2 separate regions of the Homo sapiens genome follow, and region 2 is linked to region 1. A link is a loop called in an ENCODE intact Hi-C map of the cell type or tissue named here. Cell type or tissue: sigmoid colon. All regions are shown on one strand. Each heading gives the region's core, and the rest is flanking DNA. Links, peaks and the distances in the headings are about the cores only. Region 1 has its middle 150 kb from the start of HLX-AS1. Region 2 overlaps MTARC1 (mitochondrial amidoxime reducing component 1).

Region 1 (8,959 bases), core at 512-8,511:
ACTTCTGGGTACTACTGCTGTCTTCTGGCTATGGTCCAGCATCCCTGGCTGCCCCTCTAGACTCTCCTTATTCACTCTAATTGTCTTTCTTTTCACCTTCTGGATCTCCTTTCTAGATGCTCCTGAGTGCCAGCTCTCATCCCCAACCCTCTGAGTGGAGTCATGACCCAAATACACATCTGTAACTGAGCTCCTCCTCCTCCCAAATCTGTCTCCCATCATTTCCTCGTGTGTGCATGTGTGTACAGCATTGCTATTTCTATTCATCCAGTGTTCTCCTTCACCAAAATCCAGTCTGTTTCAGGTGCTGTCAAATTGAACACCCTACTACCAGTAAACCATCTCTTCTTCTCCTTCCCCATCTACCCTGCCCTAGTGCCTCATCAATTTTCCCTCAGATAATTCCAGCAGGCTCTGAGGCTTTCTTTTATCCAGTGCTGGTGGCTTCTTCTATCCAGTATTAATACAGAGACCAAATGAAGTTTTGAAGTGTAAATATGATCGTATCAGTCTTCTACTTGAAATCCCATCTTCAAATGGAACATACAAACCCATATGTGGCAATCCATATTAGTCTAGCCCTCACTTATCTGATAATCAACCTCCCCACTTGCCCTTAATGGGCTAAGCTATTTTAAGCTTTCATGCTCCTGCCCCTCCCCATACCCAAAGCAACTTCCATTCTTGATTCCATCCTTCTCTCCCAGCAAAACAAAATCATCTCAGGCATCCTCTGAGAGTCCTGCCTGACCCCCTCCACCTCCAGCTTACTGTCCTATGTATCCAAGTAACACACTATGTTATCTTCCACCCAGACACTAAGGAATGGGCAATCACTGCCTGATTAGACCATGATGCCCCATCATCAGAGGCTAAGGGTGTCTCTGTATTCCAATCAGGTGAACACTCAAGTCATATTTGAGTAAATAAATAAATGCATATTTCCACAGAAACTTGGCGATCAAGTTCTCTAATGCTAGTGTTCAGCTGCATAGGGCTTAAGTATATTCTCTGGGCTGGCTAGGAAACCTAACTACCATTTATAATTTTGTCTCTATGGGAAAATGCAAGGACAGTTCCAGATGAACCAGTTACAAACAATTTGGAACAAAGCTCATTTGTAAATTGAGGATTTACTATATTTATCTGTTCACATTTCTGCTAGGTTTGAAATTGGTCTATCATCTTTCCCTCTTGGTTAACAAGGTATGAGAGTAGTGAGAACATTAAGATACATCTAACACTAAGTATTCTTTGATCAAACTTGTGGGTGTTTAATAAACACTCATGAGCTGGATATATTGGCATGGACTATAGCCACCCTTCCCAAGTAGTTGCTTAGACATTTCTTTTATATTCTGGTCCTGTATTCATGTGATCCTATTTAGAAAAACCTGACATTTGGAAATCCAAACTTAGAAACGAGATACATTCAGGGGTTGTGACTCAGGTTACAAAATAATTTTTCACTTTTGAAATTTAATAGTGACTCACTCTGTTCATTAAAGAGCAATAAAATATTATCATGTAACTCTGAAAAGAAACAGAGAATTTAAGAGCAGAATTGAGGCTAGATATATTTGCAGTCATGAGCACTTCTTTTGAAAACACCATAATTTACCACCCCCCTGCAAACACACACCCCATTTGGGATTTATTCTTGTGGCATTACAACTCTCCCTCTACCAAGAAGCACAACAAAGACCATCTGAGTAGGAAGCAGATGTGTATCTTCTGGAGCTTAACACCCTTGGCTCAAATCTGACGGTGAAAATTTACAGCCCTTAAAATATATTGTACTGTGGTGGCTGTGACTGGGAGGCCTCCTCCCCATCTGAGGGAGTAGGGTTGCTAAAATGTTAGTGGCCAAAGGGGGCTGGTGCAGGGAGGAAGGAGACTGATTCTTCACTGGGAGGAAATGAGCCAGAGATTATCAGTGGATGATATAATCAAAAATTCATATACCAGTATCCAAGTTTTATTACACTACTGAGGAAAACAGCTCATTTATATTGGATTTCCTGTCCTTTTTTTCTTAATAAGAAGAATCACGTATCTATGAGTCATCACAATTATTATAGTTTTAACAGGACATTTTATTGTGATAATGCATATGACTTTTTTTCAAAAAGAACTATAAGGAGATATAAAATAATTGCATAGCTCCTAATTTATTGACAGAATAGTTCAAAGATGTGTTGGTATATTTTTCTCATTTGTAAAGTTTCTTGAAATAGCTTTGACTATTTCCAGTAGGCACATATCTCTGTTTTATAGTAACATTCAAAAATTAATAAATAGGGAAAAGTCACTATGGGAATACACTGTAATAAAGACAAATAGAATCCATACTTCAAAAGTTGGCAAGAGCTAACAGATATGCTCTCATTTTTTTATTTTTGTAATAAAATGTTCTGTATTCAGAGTTATTTCTTTCCTTGTTATTTTTCTTGTCTTGAGTAGGAACCATAAATGCTTCAACAAACAGAAAGTAGATTGGATGCTCAGTTAGTGTTAACTAAAATTTTTTTATGAAGTGCCTCTTAATGCTAATATGACATAATATTGTTTCAATGGAAAAGTTCAATTTGTTTTCTACAAAGATCATTTATGCAAATATTCTATGAAACATTATAACCATCAATAAGTCCTTACTGAGTGTCCAGTACTTAGGAGTCACACTGAAAACAATAAAAGGGTAGAATGACTCATACAAAGATGGAGTTACTTTTCAAAGGACAGAAGCATACTTATCAGACAAAGTAAAAATTGAGCATTTTCAAAGATGTATCACCAAATCAAAATTAAAACCTGACTTAAACTTTAGGATTGCATGCAAATTGCCCTCAATCGATTGACACCACATTCCTTGCAAACAAATCTACAATTTTTCTCCAGCCTAACATTATTGTAGAGTGCAATAACTAAATCCAGTTTCTGAGAAAGAACAGATCTTGGAAAGTGTCATGAATAGAAGATCTTCTGGACAGCAGGCTTAGAAACACAGACATTAAAAATGCACTCTGGTCTACACCCAAAGAAGGTGTAACATATTTGTTATCAGTACAGCCTCTGCTTGGATTGGTTTTTGCAGAAGTGGGATGGCTTACCGGGGTCAACCACAGTACCCCCATGGTTTGACTTGGGATGATCTCATACACTTTGTCTAGGGAGCTGGCCAGTGCTGACTGTATAGAGTGAGACTGAAGAAACTTACCTGGAGATTGAACCATTGTTCCCCTAAACTCCGTGGCCTAACTTACTGCTCATCAGCCATAGAGAGGACATACAGAGAAAGGAAAACATGACACCAAATGAAATAAAAATAAGTCACTACCCAGGAGAGCTTGGAGAGATAGTCAATCGATGTGACACATGTAAAAAAAAAAAATGTCCTTTCACAAACTCACTGAATATGATGAAATCCAGATCAGGTTATATAAATTTTTCCCTGGTTAAGTCCCAACTCTTACATCAAAAGGTCCAATCATATTTCAAACTGAAATATGTTATCAGCAAACTAGCAGAAAAAAAGATCAACAGAACAGTTTACTCCATTTGTGGTCTATGCACCCGCTGTTGTCAAAGCTAACCAATTGCCTAAATAAGATGTGCTGTCTTCCTTAAAGTTGCCACTACCCATTATGAAACAATAACTTAGATTTCACAAGGTTGAATGAATTCCATATAATAAAACGTTCTTAGGAAACTGAGTGAATACAATCAGGGTCAGTACCCACAACAGATGACTTTTTCCATATATAAGTGATTCTTCATAACTTTATACAGAAATTGATCCAATACCTGGGTCCAAATTCATTACAGGCCCTTCCAAAACTGGATCCCATAGGATGACAACATTTACACCATGTGTGCATTTTGTGTCATTATGATTCCTTTGAAAATGCCCAAACTGTTCTGAATGCCTTGGCCAGGGGTGCAATGGATGTGGGTATGTCCTACAGAAAAATGTTCCAGTCCTTGTCTTATCCTAATGAGTGCAATTAACCACAACCATAACATTTGAATTATTAATTCTCCCTAATAGGGCAGATACAGTGTCTCTGGAGCAAAGCTGTTTGGAGTTCTGGTAAAACTCATGCCAAATTTAATTTGAAAGTTCAACTTGAAGAGAGACAATGCTGGCATTGTATTACATTGATTTAAAACAAGTCTCTCCTAAGGATTTTCTTCATCCTTATCTGCATTAATAGAATATGAAAGAGGGAGAGAGGAGAAAATATCGAGTGCTGGAAAATATCTTTCTCAGAAACTGTAGCAGACGGGTCACAACATTTTTAAACAATGATAGTAACATTTATTATATCAAAGCCATTTTATGTTTTATTTGGAACTCTGGCGCCTTTTTTTTTTAAGTTCCCATAACATGACAGTAATTATAGCCATCAAGATGTTCCCTAGAAGATAGCAGCCCAGAGTCCAGATGCTGCTGCCCCGTTGTCCTGCTCAGTGGAGCTCAGTGTGCACATTACATCATGGTGTAGTTTATTTTAAAAGTGCTTTAAGAATGTAATGATAGTAATTGTAGACAGGGAAAATTAATGGGAGCATTGCCGGTCTGCAAATTCCATTTATAAAACACTCCTGCTGCTCAAAAAGAGAGTGCTTTCTTGTTAACAGAGGCTTCAAAATACAATTTGGAGGATGTATTAAGTAAACTCTGTGCTAAAGTCATTTTCAGCTGGGCCCTGTGTGTACATAGCTCCCTCTCACTTCACCACTAGCCCACCACACGACTTTCCCTGAGAGGATACAAGATTCTGCAGAGAAACAGAGGGTGCGTGTTCCCATGTAAAAACTACCATGGCTGTGGGGCAAGGAAAGGTTAAGTGGGAGAACTGATCTCAGGCCAACAAACACATAAACAGTGTGTAGAAGGAAGAGAGAGCAGAGAGGGTCCAGGAAGGCCTACACCCATACACCCAGTCACAGTCCTTTAAGAACCGACCACTCCTGGGTTTAGGGGTTTGAAGGGTTTCATATTTCATTGAGGATAGATGTTGGACATCTAAGCCAAGAGCATGCTTTTCCTTCTGGCTTTATGGCACAGAATAGTTGCCCTTACTCAATACTTTTTTTTCATGTTCCTTAAATCTGTCATCTTTATTCCCTTCTAACTAACTTCAGCAAAAATAAAATAACCTCCTTAAGATTACTTTTCAGTTCTTGTTCATTATGAAATCCACTATTCAAATGGTGACCAGTTTTGTCCTGTGAAGTTGCCGAGAAAATTCCAGTTGCTTCTGAAGTTTCCAGAGAGAACATAAAGAGCAGACCAAAATTTGTTAGACACTCCTTCCTTCTAAGTTCAACAAAACAAAATAAGGAAAAGTAAAGCTTTTCCATGCATCCCAGAAGTAAGAGTGTTTTATTTCAAGGTGATGAAACAGTACTGATACACAGTGGATGGCTACCTGGCTTGTTCCACCACAGCGTTACACTCCACACATGTGAAGGGAGGCCCCTGCCTCTACTCCACCCACAGTGGATGGGTGAGTAACTGGACACAATTAGGTAGGGGGAGTCTGCAATAAGCACATGTCTTCTTCCACCAAATATAGACTTGTTCACCCATTTGCAATGACTAGTGGTAATGACAATAATCTGGGAAAGTGTGTGTGCATGTACATGTTCGGGGGAGTCTTAAGAGAAAATTCATGATATTCCTAGCAGAGGGGAAACAATGAACATATTGCTCTTACTGGGACATCAGCTATATAGTCCCACCTTACTGCATAGTCTGATATCACCATCCTATTTTAGAGTCCTTTAACTGAGTCCAAGATAGGCATATCTGACTTTATTGATAACCTCATGAGGTATGTAGCACCTGTGTTTTCACCCCTCCTTGGCAGATGAGAATATCGAGACATGGAGAGGTTGGAATATCTCAGTGGAAAACTCCAGACTGGAGTCCAGGTTGTTTGACTCTCCAGGTAGGTTAATGGGCCACTTACAGTGGAGAGAAGAGATTGACTTCCTTAACTGAGCTAAGACAAATGGGTGTTTCTTTGAAGAGTCTCTCTCTACAAATAGTAAGGGCTCAGCCTATTTAGTTTTGAGCCTGAGACAGGACTGTGGTTTCCATCCCTAAGCACTAACTACCTTTTAACACATCTTACACTAATTCTAAAAATTACAGGAAGAGAGAAGGGAAAGCAAAACCAGAATGAATACTAACACATGGGGACATAATAGTGCCTACTATGGACCAGTCACTTTTTCACCAATATTACAGTTGTTATCTACTCTCTACAACAATCCTATACAGCATATATTATTGGCATTATTTTATATACCAAAAAACAAGGATAAAAGAACACTGCTAGTGTAATAGCTAGTACACATTCCAACTAATATAACATTTCATGTGCCCTGGGCACTGTCCTAAGCCCCTTCCATCTGACACATGTACAATCTTCATAATAACCCTATGAAGGTCAAGACTATTTTTATTTTTTTCATTTTATAGGTAAGAAAAATGGGGCACAAAGATGTTAAATATGTTGTCCAAGGTCACACAGCTAGTAAGTATTAATAACAGAGCCCAGTTCAAAACCAGGCAGTCTAGCACAAGAGCCACGCTCTGTAGAGCCATTCTACTCCACCTCCCAGCAACAAGGCCAGGAGCTTTCTGGCAACAGAATACTGCCACCACAGCATAAAGTGCCAAGGATATATTCCCCAGGTGTCTCAGTCTGTTTGTGTTGCTGTAAACGAATACCCAAGGCTGAGTAATTTATAAAGAATAGAGGTTTATTTGGGATCATCGTTCTGCAGGCTGTACAAAAAGCACAGTGAGGGCCCCAGGAAGCTTCCACTCATGGTGGAAGGCAAAGGGGAGCAGGCGTCATGTGGTAAGAAGCAGGAGGCGAGATAGAGAGGAGGAGGTGCCAGGCTCTTTTCAACAACCAGTTTTTCCGGGAACTAAGAGTGAGAGCTCACTCACTTCCTCAAGAATGACACCAAGCCCTTCATGAGAGATCAGCCCCCACAATCCAAACACCTCCCACAAAGTCCCATCCCCAACATTGGGGGATCAAATTTCAATATGAGGTTTGGAAGGAACAAATATCCAAACCATATCACCAAGCAAGCAAAACTGGGGCTTCAACAATTCTCTCCTCTAAAACACTTTAATACACCCTAGCATCTCTTCACTGACATGCAACAATGCAGAATCTCCCCACACTCCCAGGCCTTCATTTCCCCCAACACTAGATCACTATTTCTGTCTGTCATGTTCCCTTTTCCCATGGGAAATTTTGTGTTCTCTCTCTGAACTCAATAAAGCAACCAGACAGGGAAGAGCGAATGAACTACTCTATTTTAATTGGTATTGGTCGAGGTAAATTAAAAAAGGAACATTAGTTCATTCACCTATTAAAAGTAGGAGTTGGGTGTACAGTAATAAGACAATCTATTTTGTGTCACACGCTCCAATAGTGCTATGCACCATTCTCTCATCAAAAACTTAGATGTGCCATCTCATTCTGTTCTTATAGCAATTAGTAACTATGCAAAGTAGGACTTCTTACGCTCCTTTAACATAGGAGAAAGCCAGGGTCTATGTTGGCTAGATAACCTACCCAAAGTATCAAAGCTAACCTGGAGCTGAGATAGGATCAAACACTTGGATGGATTTTTAGGTGAATAAATGGATGAATGAACCCAAACCCGTTACTGTTCCACTACACCTTTCATTCATCCATCCAGAAAATAATTTTGGGGCACATACTATTTGCCAGGCACTATTAGGCGCTCGGGATAAAATGGGGCCCTATTCCACATTCTGTTGGGCGAGGCAGAAAACAATCTTCAGATCTTGATCTTCTTGATCAAGAAGAGAAATATCGAATGGTGATAACAGCTACGTGGAGAAGTTAAACAAGGTGTGAGAGACTGGGTGGCTATTTCACATTAGGATAGGAGAATCAGGGAAGGAACTAACCGTGACGCTCAGATGAGACTTGCAGGAAGGAGGCAGCTGTGTGGGATTCAATGGGCAACATTCGAATTCATGGGAAAGGCTGTAGAAAGCCCCTGAGAAGACAATGAGCTTTGACCCAATGGAGGTGTGGGCAAGGGAAATCAGGAAGGGTGCAAATCCCATAGCGTGTAATAAGCCAGGACAGAATGTCTGGAGTTGGTTCTAAGGACAGTACAGAGCATTTGGAAAGTATTCATCAGGAGGGCTATGACCTGATTTCTTCCTTCAAGTCTTTATTCTGCCATACTTCCTGCTTTTAAGGGTCCCAGGTCTATCTCCTCCCACTTACTTCCCCTGATACAAACCCACCTAGACTTTGTATCTCATGTCAGGCCATTTCCTCACTCACTCTCTGCTGGCCATAAAAATTGGAAAGTAGCAGGAAACTACTACCTACTCAGGAGTAACTACGTGACAGCTGTCTCACCCGCTTCTGGGTGAGACAGTTCCAACTGGCTGAGCTCCAGTTGGGCTCTGTGGGTTCTGACGACAGTTCCACAAGCTCTGGCTGCCTTGGTCCAGTAGGTACCTGAAACCAAGGTCCAGGAGATGAGGTGATGAGCTTCCCCCTGGCCTAGTCCCAAACAGTGACTCACAACTCAGTGAGCTCCCCTGGGACTCTGTTTTTCCATCAACAAAGGGTTTTTTGATGCTATTGCAGCCACCTTGTCCCAGAGACTGCTCAGAGCAACCCAAGGACTCAGCTAAAATGTGTACCCGGCTCAGCACCTCCACCAAGTCCCAAAAGGAGCTAATTTTAATACCAAATGCAGATTTATTACCCCAAGAAATAAGCATTTCCTGCTTCAAAAGGAAGCCTAGGCATTCCTGAGAGACTCGTCTACAGAGTACCAAGAACCAATATATAGAGAAAGTCAGTCTTGCTAAATCCTCCAGGGAAACTCAACCTCCCCACATCCTTATTCTCAGGGAAGTATGTGTAGTGCT
Region 2 (8,959 bases), core at 361-8,360, 210 kb after region 1:
GGATTCGTTAATGATGTGGTCATTGACTTTGTTGCGTGGAGGCTCAGGTTGTGGGTTTGGTGCCTTCAGAGCTTCACTCCCTTTCAGGGCATACACGATCCTCTGCTGCATCCAAAAGTGGGGCTGTGGTCCCCTGAGGGCTGGGGGAGGTGTGTTTGGATCAGTGTGACCCCATCACTCAAAATGAGCACATCCATGCTTAACCATGAAGTAGTCTAATGGGTTCCATTTTTCTCAGAAAGCCAGAATTTGTTCCTCCAGTATTTCTTTACATACCACTAAGAAGAATGTCAACATTAATGTGGGGTGAGTAGGAGTGATGGAAACTTGGTCTACAGAAAATCAAGTAAAAGTTTTGAAGAGCTTGGAGTCTTTATAAAAATGAGAATTTCTAGGTTCCATTGCAGAACTACTAAATCAGGATATCTGAGAATCTGACACAGGAATCTACCCATGGTTCACAGGTGATACAAATACACACACCAGTCTTAAAGGTCCTTTCAGTAAGTCATAAGCAATTGTTTTAAAACAAGATTGTAGGATCAAACCAGTTTCCGGATGAAGGTACTACCACACTTTGAATTCATTCTTGCCAACTTATTTTGTAGCATTGCCAGAAGGCACAAGCCTTGAGTTCTAACTCTAGCCCATCACCTATAATGTGGACAAGTTAGTTAACCTCCCCAAAGCTCAGTGACATGCGTTATGCATTCAGAAGAAGAATGATGATACGTAAGCAGCTTACAAAAGACTTTCACATCTATCCTACCTCACTGGGTCATCAGCAAGATCTAATCATATAGAGTGGATGAAGGTGCACTGCAGGTTTCATGGCACTTTACAAATGCAAGGTACACTGGGTTTTGTTTGCAGGTTTTAGTTTTGTTTTGTTTTGTTTTGAGATCAAAATATCTGCTTTTTTTCTGATAGAAATTCCATTGCTTTTGTATTCCTAAACTACATCCTCCAGCCTAGGTTTTATCAATAATACTGAATCCCAATATTGAATTTATCTCCCCAGCCTTGCACAAAACTGGAGAACTACAGGTATCTCCCAACTAGGGAAGGGTCTTTTCTGCCAAAATCACCACTTGGACCAAAGGGACCAGGGTCCTAGCACCTTGAAGGCAGCAAGAGCCCAAGTAGAAAAGAGAAGGAGAAAGAGCAGAGCTCAAACTCACTGCTTCCAAATTTACCAATCAGATCTCCCCCAAACAAGAGAGTGTGAGGAGGCAGAGAGGGGCCAAGACTAAGGAATGTCTCTTCATTTGGACATACGAGGGATGAGTGTGATTATAACACATTTATTGTAGCTAAGTTATCTGTATCCCCAAATTCCTCAATTTTTTGTTCTTTGAGCCCATTGTGCTTACACATTATACCCAGTCATATATAGGTATATATATTATAGGGATAGCATCTTCAGAGAGGGAATAAACTCCTACCCCCATCTCCAGTGTCACTTCCATGTAGATCTTTCTAGAAAGGTACTGTGTGTTTTTGCCCCATAAGGTTCTGAGATGGGCCAGTACAGTACATTGTGTTCTTCAAGGCCTTTCTGTAGTCAAGATAAAAATTGTCGATCCTTTTCTATTTTCCATCTCAAATTATGTCCAGACATCACACTGCCCAACAGAACCTATCAGAGACTGTGCAGCAAAATCAAGTGATATCACAAAGGTACCTCAACAATAAAATGACAATAAGATGCTCTAGATTTGAACATAAACCCCTCTAACACCAAATTACCAAGGAGTCTGAAGTCCAAAATTAAATTCCAAGTTAAGGGCCAAAAAAGGCAAAATGAGAAATTAAAATCTGAAGTTAAATCATCTCACTCTCAAGTTCAAAAACATTACATTGCAATTTCTTATTCTTTTTGGTGTCAGCAAGAAGAGTTCTGAATGGGCTGCGTGGGATCGGTGTTCTTTCAGCAGCAGTAGCCTAGGATGCCTTTCCAGGAAGGGACTTTAGAGTTGGGATTAACGCAACTCCAAGTCTCTGAAGTGTTGTACCATTTTAAGTTATTTTTTAATTGTGGTAAAATATATGTAACATAAAATGTACCACCATAACCTCCTTTTTTATTCTTTTAAAGACAGGGCCTCACTCTACCACCCAGGCTGGAGTGCAGTGGTGTGATCATAGCTCGCTGTAACTGTGAACTCCTTGGCTCAAGCTATCCACCCACCTCAACCTTCCAAGTAGCTAGGGCTAAAGGCATGCGCCACCATGCCTGGCTAATACTTTCATTTTTTGTAGACATAGGGTCTCACTATGTTGCCCAGGCTGGTCTTGAACTCCTGGCCTCAAGTGATCCTCTTGCCTTGGCCACCATAACCATTTTTTTTTAAGTGTACAGTTCAGGAGTATTAAGCACGTTCACTTTGTTTTGCAACCAATCTCTGGAATTCTTTTCATCTTGCAAAACTGAAACACTATACCCATGAAACAACTACTCCTCATTCTCCATTCCCCCATCCACTGGCAACTAGCATTCTACTTTCTGTTTCTATTTTATGTCTAGAACAGTGTGACTGCTCTAAGTACCTTATATTAATGGAATCATATAGTATTTGTCCTTATATGACTGGCTTATTTCACTTAGCATAATGTCCTCAGGGTTCATCCATGTTATAGCATGTGTCAGAATTTCTTTCCTTTTCAAGGCTGAATAATATTCCATTGTATGTATAGGCTACATTTTGTTTATCCATTCATCTGTCAGTGGACATGGGCTATTTCCATTTTTTTTTCTTTTACTATTGTAAATAACGCTGCTATGAAAATGGGTGCGTGTACCTCACTTTTTAAATTGCTCAAGAAGTTCAAACAACACAGGAGATGATCACAGCACAAATTTAGAAAATAATCCAGTCCCCAGTCCCAGAAAATTTATCCAGGCAAAACTCATTCCTAAAGCCCAATACTTGGTGTTGCCAAAAACGACAGCAGATTCAGAAGGGAAAATCGCTTTAGAAGATTCTTCAAAGGGAAAAAGGGTAAATGGTTTTAAATGAAGTGCTCTTCATTCATTGCCAGGTGACCATAATCCTTGGAGAGGCTAATTATGGCACCATTTTTGTTTGTTTGTTTGTTTTTTGTTGTTTTTTTTTTACCATATCTGGGGGAAATGAACTCATTCCTGTAAAGAGTCTGCTCTGACAGTAGCATTTGAGACATTACTGCTTTAAATGCATTTTCATGGTTCAAAATAATAGCACTATTAAAAAATGTTTCTTCAACAAGGATTTGTTTTCTCCCTAAGAAGCTTAATGTGGACACTACAAATAATGACCAAAGCTGCTGAGTATGGCATAACAAAGAGAAAACAAAGCACTCATCCTGTCCTCCAGATCATGCCCAGAACACTGTCTACCAACATGTGGCTTGCCAACTGGAATGATGCAAATGTCAGACCCACATCTGTGGAAAAGGGGCTCGTCCCACAGGAAACAAGCTATTGGGGAATGGGGAGAATGATATAATTAGAAATTTAAGACACAGTATAACTCAGAAAAATGTTGGCTGGGCAGCACATTGCTAAGACTTGAAATCTTTATTTTGTTCTCTTTTCAAAAGCCCTGTGAGCATAATGAGCAGAATATAGCTTTAAGAACTAAGATTCACCCCATCAGGCATTAATGGTGTCCAGAAACTATGTGAACAATCTTACTTGACATCCCCAAGACATTTATATCTGTCCAATGCAAAATCAGAGGGGGGAACATGTTAATTTTCTCAGCCTTTTGATAGCATATATACAAGATCTCTTAGCCCCACAAAAGCTCCAGATATATTCTCTAGGACTTCGACTGCCTTAAAATATAGACTTGCATTTATCTTGGCCACATTAACGAGATCTGTTTGACCAATACATTTATATTTATGATGACTGAGGGCAGATTATGGTTGTTAAAATTTGTCCTTGGGACATGAAAACACTCTTCTGTCATTAATACATTTTATAATATAAACTATGATGTCAGGTCAACATAAAGGGTAAAAACGTTCCTAAAGTATGCACACATCATTTTTTAAAGCAATTGAGCCTAATGGAATAACAAAGGTCATCATAACAAACCATTACAGCCTTGGTCTTGGCAACTCTGGCCACAGAAGAACCTCCAAGAAACGATCATCATTCCTCCAATGTTATGGCATCCAGACGACAGGAATGGCTCGCAAATGAGTCATACGGGCTCAGATCCGCGGTAGCTATGTGAGCGCTGGACGATCAATTATTCATGTGTTTACAAAGAGCTTTCCCGGTTGATGTTAACCAGAGCTGCCTGCAACGAAGAGCTCTCCAGCTGTCCTCGGCCGTCCTGGGCCTCGGACTAACAAGCGGCTTTAATTGCTGGGCAGGTCATGTGGAAGGTGCTCCTCCCTTCAACCCAGTAAATTCAATCTCTCTGAGACTTTGTTAGGTGTAAAAATGTTAATCAGAAATAATTATAACAACAATAGTTTATTTACAGTACTCCCAGTAAATTCTAAAGAGGGAGACAAAAGTTAGACTTAACTTAGTTCCCACAGGGATCCACCAGGATTGGAGACTGACCAATACCAGGTCAGGGATTGGTAGAGGGCATAACAAATGCCAGGGAAGGGGAGGGACTAGGGGTTGTGGGTTTCACAAGGAAGGTAAGAGGAAGAGCAGTCTAGGATGCTCTGTAAAGGTAAAGGAGCATGACTGAGGACCAGCAAGGGTGAATGCACTAGACTGGCCAACAAATAACCAAATGTGAGTGAATTTGACCTGCCTATCAAAAATGGCCTTGGAAGAGGCTGAATGGGAAGTCACTTCTCAGTCCTTTTTGTTACTTTACACAACCTACAGCCTGTCCAGGAAGAATAATAATGTAATTAAGGCAACTCTTCTCTCTGAGCCAGGCCACAGAGCATGGGAGCAGGTGCCCCACCACCCAATTCCTCAGCTGTGTTTGGAGGAAGAGCAGAGTTATAGTCAGAGCTGTGGCCCAAGCCTCTTCCTGTGAAGAGAGTGTGGTCAGAGCAGACCAAGGGATGCCTCAGGGACTTTTTTACTATCCCAATTCCAAGAACATCTGTGGTACCGAGCCAGATTCTTCCTCTTGCTTGAAATTGGGTAACTTTAGATATCATCATAACTCATTCATCCATTCAGAGAAAGTGGTTGAAGCAAACAATCTCTGTTCTTGCAGACAGCAAAGCACAGTAGTGCTTTGTGCAGACATAGATAGAGTCAGGGCCATAGGACTTCTGAGGTAATTCTGCTTTGTAGGGTGGAAGGCAACACTAGTTGAGAGGACTTGCAACAGAAAGGAAAAGCTAGGGCCGGGCGTGGTGGCTCACAACTGTAATCCCAGCACTTTGGGAGGCCGAGGCGGGCAGATCACGAGATCAAGAGTTCGAGACCATCCTGAACAACATGGTGAAACCCCGTCTCTACTAAAAATACAAAAATTAGCTGGGTGTGGTGGTGTGCACCTGTAGTCCCAGTGAGAGGTGAAGCCAGCTGGACTTCCTGGGTCTAGTGGGGACTTGGAGAACTTTTCTTTCTAGCTAGAGGATTATAAATGCACCAGTCAGTGTTCTGTGTCTAGCTAAAGGATTGTAAATGCACCAATCAGCACTGTAAAAACTCACCAATCGGCACTCTGTGTCTAGCTAAAGGATTGTAAATGCACCAATCAGCACTCTGTAAAATGGACCAATCAGCACTCTGTAAAATGGAGCAATCAGCAGGACATGGGCAGGGACAAATAAGGGAATAAAAGGTGGCCACCCCAGCCAGCAGCAGCAGCCCATTTGGGTCCCCTTCCGAAGCTTTGTTCTTTCGCTCTCCACAATAAATCTTGCTACTGCTCACTTTGGGTCCGTGCCACCTTTAAGAGCTGTAACACTCACTGCGAAGGTCTGTGGCTTCATTCTTGAAGTCAGCGAGACCAAGAACCCACCAGAAGGAACCAACTCCAGACACACCAGCTACTCGGGAGGCTGAGGCAGAAGAATTGCTTGAACCTGGGAGGCAGAGGCTGCAGTGAGCTGAGATCTCACCACTGCACTCCAGCCTGGCAACAGAGTGAGACACTGTCTCAAAAAAAAGAAGAAAAAAAAAAAAGAAAGGAGAAGCTAGCAGAAGAGAAACAGGGCACCCCTCCCTGGTGCATGAAGCATCCTGGAGCACTTTCATCACAGGTGGTTTTGTAACTTACATCACAGGTATTGCTGTAAGGGCAAGGTTAGAGAGAGTTTGGTTTCCCTTCCCTCACCCTGATCCACCCTATCCATCCAAAAATGCATGTTTGGAAAATGATCCCGAAGAAAGAGAGTGCTTCTCCCTAAGGCCCACAACAGGAGAGCTGGTCTAAGACACTTCTCCACACCTCCTTTAACCTATCAAGTCCCAGTTCCATCCTTTTACTCCAGCAAGAGGGGCAAGGGAGAGGACAAGGGGAAGTGTCCCAAGATAGGTCTCCTTCACTTGGCGGGAACTTTTAACTTCTTCAGTCTTCCCATGAGTGCACCCCTCCTGCTAACTGGGATTCCTTGGCTCACTGGCATTCTGCCTAGAGATCAGAGGATCATTTCTCAAAAGACAGTCAAAAACAGACCTTTGGGAAGGGCAGCATTAAACACAGATGTCTTCATGAAGGCCTCTCCAGAGCCTTTTGCCTTTGAAGAGAAGTGAGGCACGCAGGACTTTCCAAACTTACTGGTCCATGGAATTGTTTTTAGAAGCATCCCGAAAGGCAAACTTTCAGAATTCCATGGACCAATAAAACACGGGAAATGCAGTGTTAGGGTGTGGTAGCAACACTCCGATTATACCCACAATCAAGGTCTGGTCTGAGAGCCACTCTGTCATTTTCAAGGAACTTTAATGTATCTGTTCTCCACCATCATGGGTTGCTTTAATTTGATACACTCTTGGAATGCTGGGAGCACTTGCCTGGAATTTCAGCCTGCCATCACTGTTGGTGACAGCCTCATAAATGGTTTCCCGAAGTCCCATTTGGCTAGTCTAATTTACCCAACCTCCCCATGCACTCTTACCAAACTGGCAGACCCTCACAAGCTCATCTCCTCACCATGCCCCGTTATCAGTAAAGGGAGAAGGAGAGGAGGAGTATTTCTCCCTATAGGACAACGGCCTGAATTCCAACAGCCTCCCCTTCCCCAATTTCTTTCTGCCTTCGTGTGTATAAGTTGCTGCCCTCGTCTTTCGGTTGGAAGTTTCTAACATTTTCTGCAGGAGAGTCACAAAAGCAAGCCTTTAGGCAGCCCCTCCGGAGCCTGGCCCACATTGTCCTTTTCAAGACCTCCAGCTCTGAGTTTGTGACTCCCCACTGTGGCTGCAGCATAAGTTGCCACACAGAGGAGATGCCCACCGAGGGTGGATATTTTGGCCTGATCTCAAACATCTGTCATTTGCTGTTGTAAGATCTGAAAGTCTGGGATGGCCTACATTCCTGATTCTATATTTCAAGTGGAATAGTGTGCAAATGCTCAGTATCCAAAATAAATGGGATATCAGCTTTGTCTCTGGCATTAACCAACTCATTAAATATAAAATAAACACAAGTAAATGGCCTTTAAATCTCACTGACAGAAAGCTTGGCAACTACTCTGAGATTCTAGAGGTCACTGGAACTTCTCTCTTCAAACAGGAATCTTCCTCACACTGTGAGGCACAGAAGGACAGGTCTGCCCAGTGAGGAGGGTTTCTGGGTGCTCCCTTCCACGTGGGTGCTGCCCTGCAGAGCTAGCTACCCCGAGAGCCTGTCCATGGAGAATGATGGTTACTGCCCGGACGGGGCACAGAGAAGTGGCTGTTAGTTCTTACAAGTGGTTAGAAATTCAGGACTAAGGCTTTCACTTGCCACTAATTATAAATACCTAGGAAGAGCCACCAAACCTTGGGTTTCTGATTGCTCCCTACCTATTGGCTATTCCCAGAGAGCCCATATTCACATGGTTTCCTAAATCCTGTGTACACTCACTCTCCCACGGGTCCCCCGGTCCCATTAGTAATGCTACTTGCTGAACACTTCGCTTTGTCTCAATCTATCTGTAGTTTCAACATCAACTGGACTTGTTGGGGAAGGTGATGGCCCAGGTTCTCTGGAAAATTGATGTAATTATTCACCTCATGCCAAGCATGCAGAAAACAAACTGTAATAATTCACCAACCATAAAACAAGCACATGCACCTCTTTGCTCAGAACTTTACTTCAGGGCTCAGCTAGATTTCAGCGATTACTGACCTCTTTTATAAAATCAAAGTGAAAAATGTGCAGCTTTTGGTAAAAAGCATGTTGACTTGATAGTCCTTCAAACATGGGTGCTTGCCTGGGAGGCTGTGGGTGAGGAGGTCCATTATGCAGAAGACCCAGCTGTGGTCAGGTGTCAGAATTACTGGCTTTGCCCATTCACCTCAGTCAGCTTTCTTTTTTTTTCCTGTTTCTTTTTTAGAGATAGGGTCTCACTCTATCACTCAGGCTGGAGTGTAGTGGTGCAATCATAACTCACTGCAGCCTCAATCTCCCGCTCCTGGGCTCAACCAATCCTTCTACCTCATCCTCCCGAGTAGCCATAGCCAGGACTGCAGGCACACACCACCACACCGAGTGCATTTTAAAAACATTTTGTAGCGACAGGATCCCATTATATTTTCTGGGCTGGTCTCAAACTCCTGGGCTCAAGCCATTCTCCCACCTTGGCCTCCCAAAGTGCTGGAATTACAGGCATGAGCCCCTGTGCCCAGCCTCAGTCAGCTTTCACAGTCTAACTTTGTGCCAAGAAGTTAGTAAGATCTGAAACTAGTCAAAGTAGCTTCCATTTATTCACAGTTTTAAAAACATTTTTCAAGTTTAGTCAACTTCCCAATATAATCAAAGGACAAAATGGCAATAAAAAATATACTTCATCAGATCTTAGAGTTATACAATCAGTTAAAAAATAGATATTGGGT

The links. Peaks named below come from ENCODE experiments on the same cell type or tissue, not always from the same donor. Only the 100,000 strongest peaks of a DNase experiment are listed, where the experiment ranks them.
Region 2: it touches region 1 in a loop (5-fold over the local background); 3 of 110 quality-filtered maps call a loop at or near these places.

The regions. Positions count from the first base shown.
Region 1 is chr1:221,025,761-221,034,719 of GRCh38, reverse strand. No RefSeq gene overlaps it. Among named protein-coding and RNA genes, the nearest start is that of HLX-AS1, 150 kb to the right of the region's middle. In sigmoid colon, for the core only: no CTCF peak of the experiment used is centred there; a DNase peak (open chromatin) is centred at 4,459; H3K27ac peaks cover 323 bases.
Region 2 is chr1:220,814,241-220,823,199 of GRCh38, reverse strand. It overlaps MTARC1 (mitochondrial amidoxime reducing component 1), which reads right to left. Exons shown (of 7, transcript NM_022746.4): 7 at 3,541-8,959. Among named protein-coding and RNA genes, the nearest start is that of LINC01352, 11 kb to the left of the region's middle. RefSeq lists an enhancer at 3,980-4,671. In sigmoid colon, for the core only: no CTCF peak of the experiment used is centred there; DNase peaks (open chromatin) are centred at 3,406, 4,219 and 5,009; H3K27ac peaks cover 742 bases.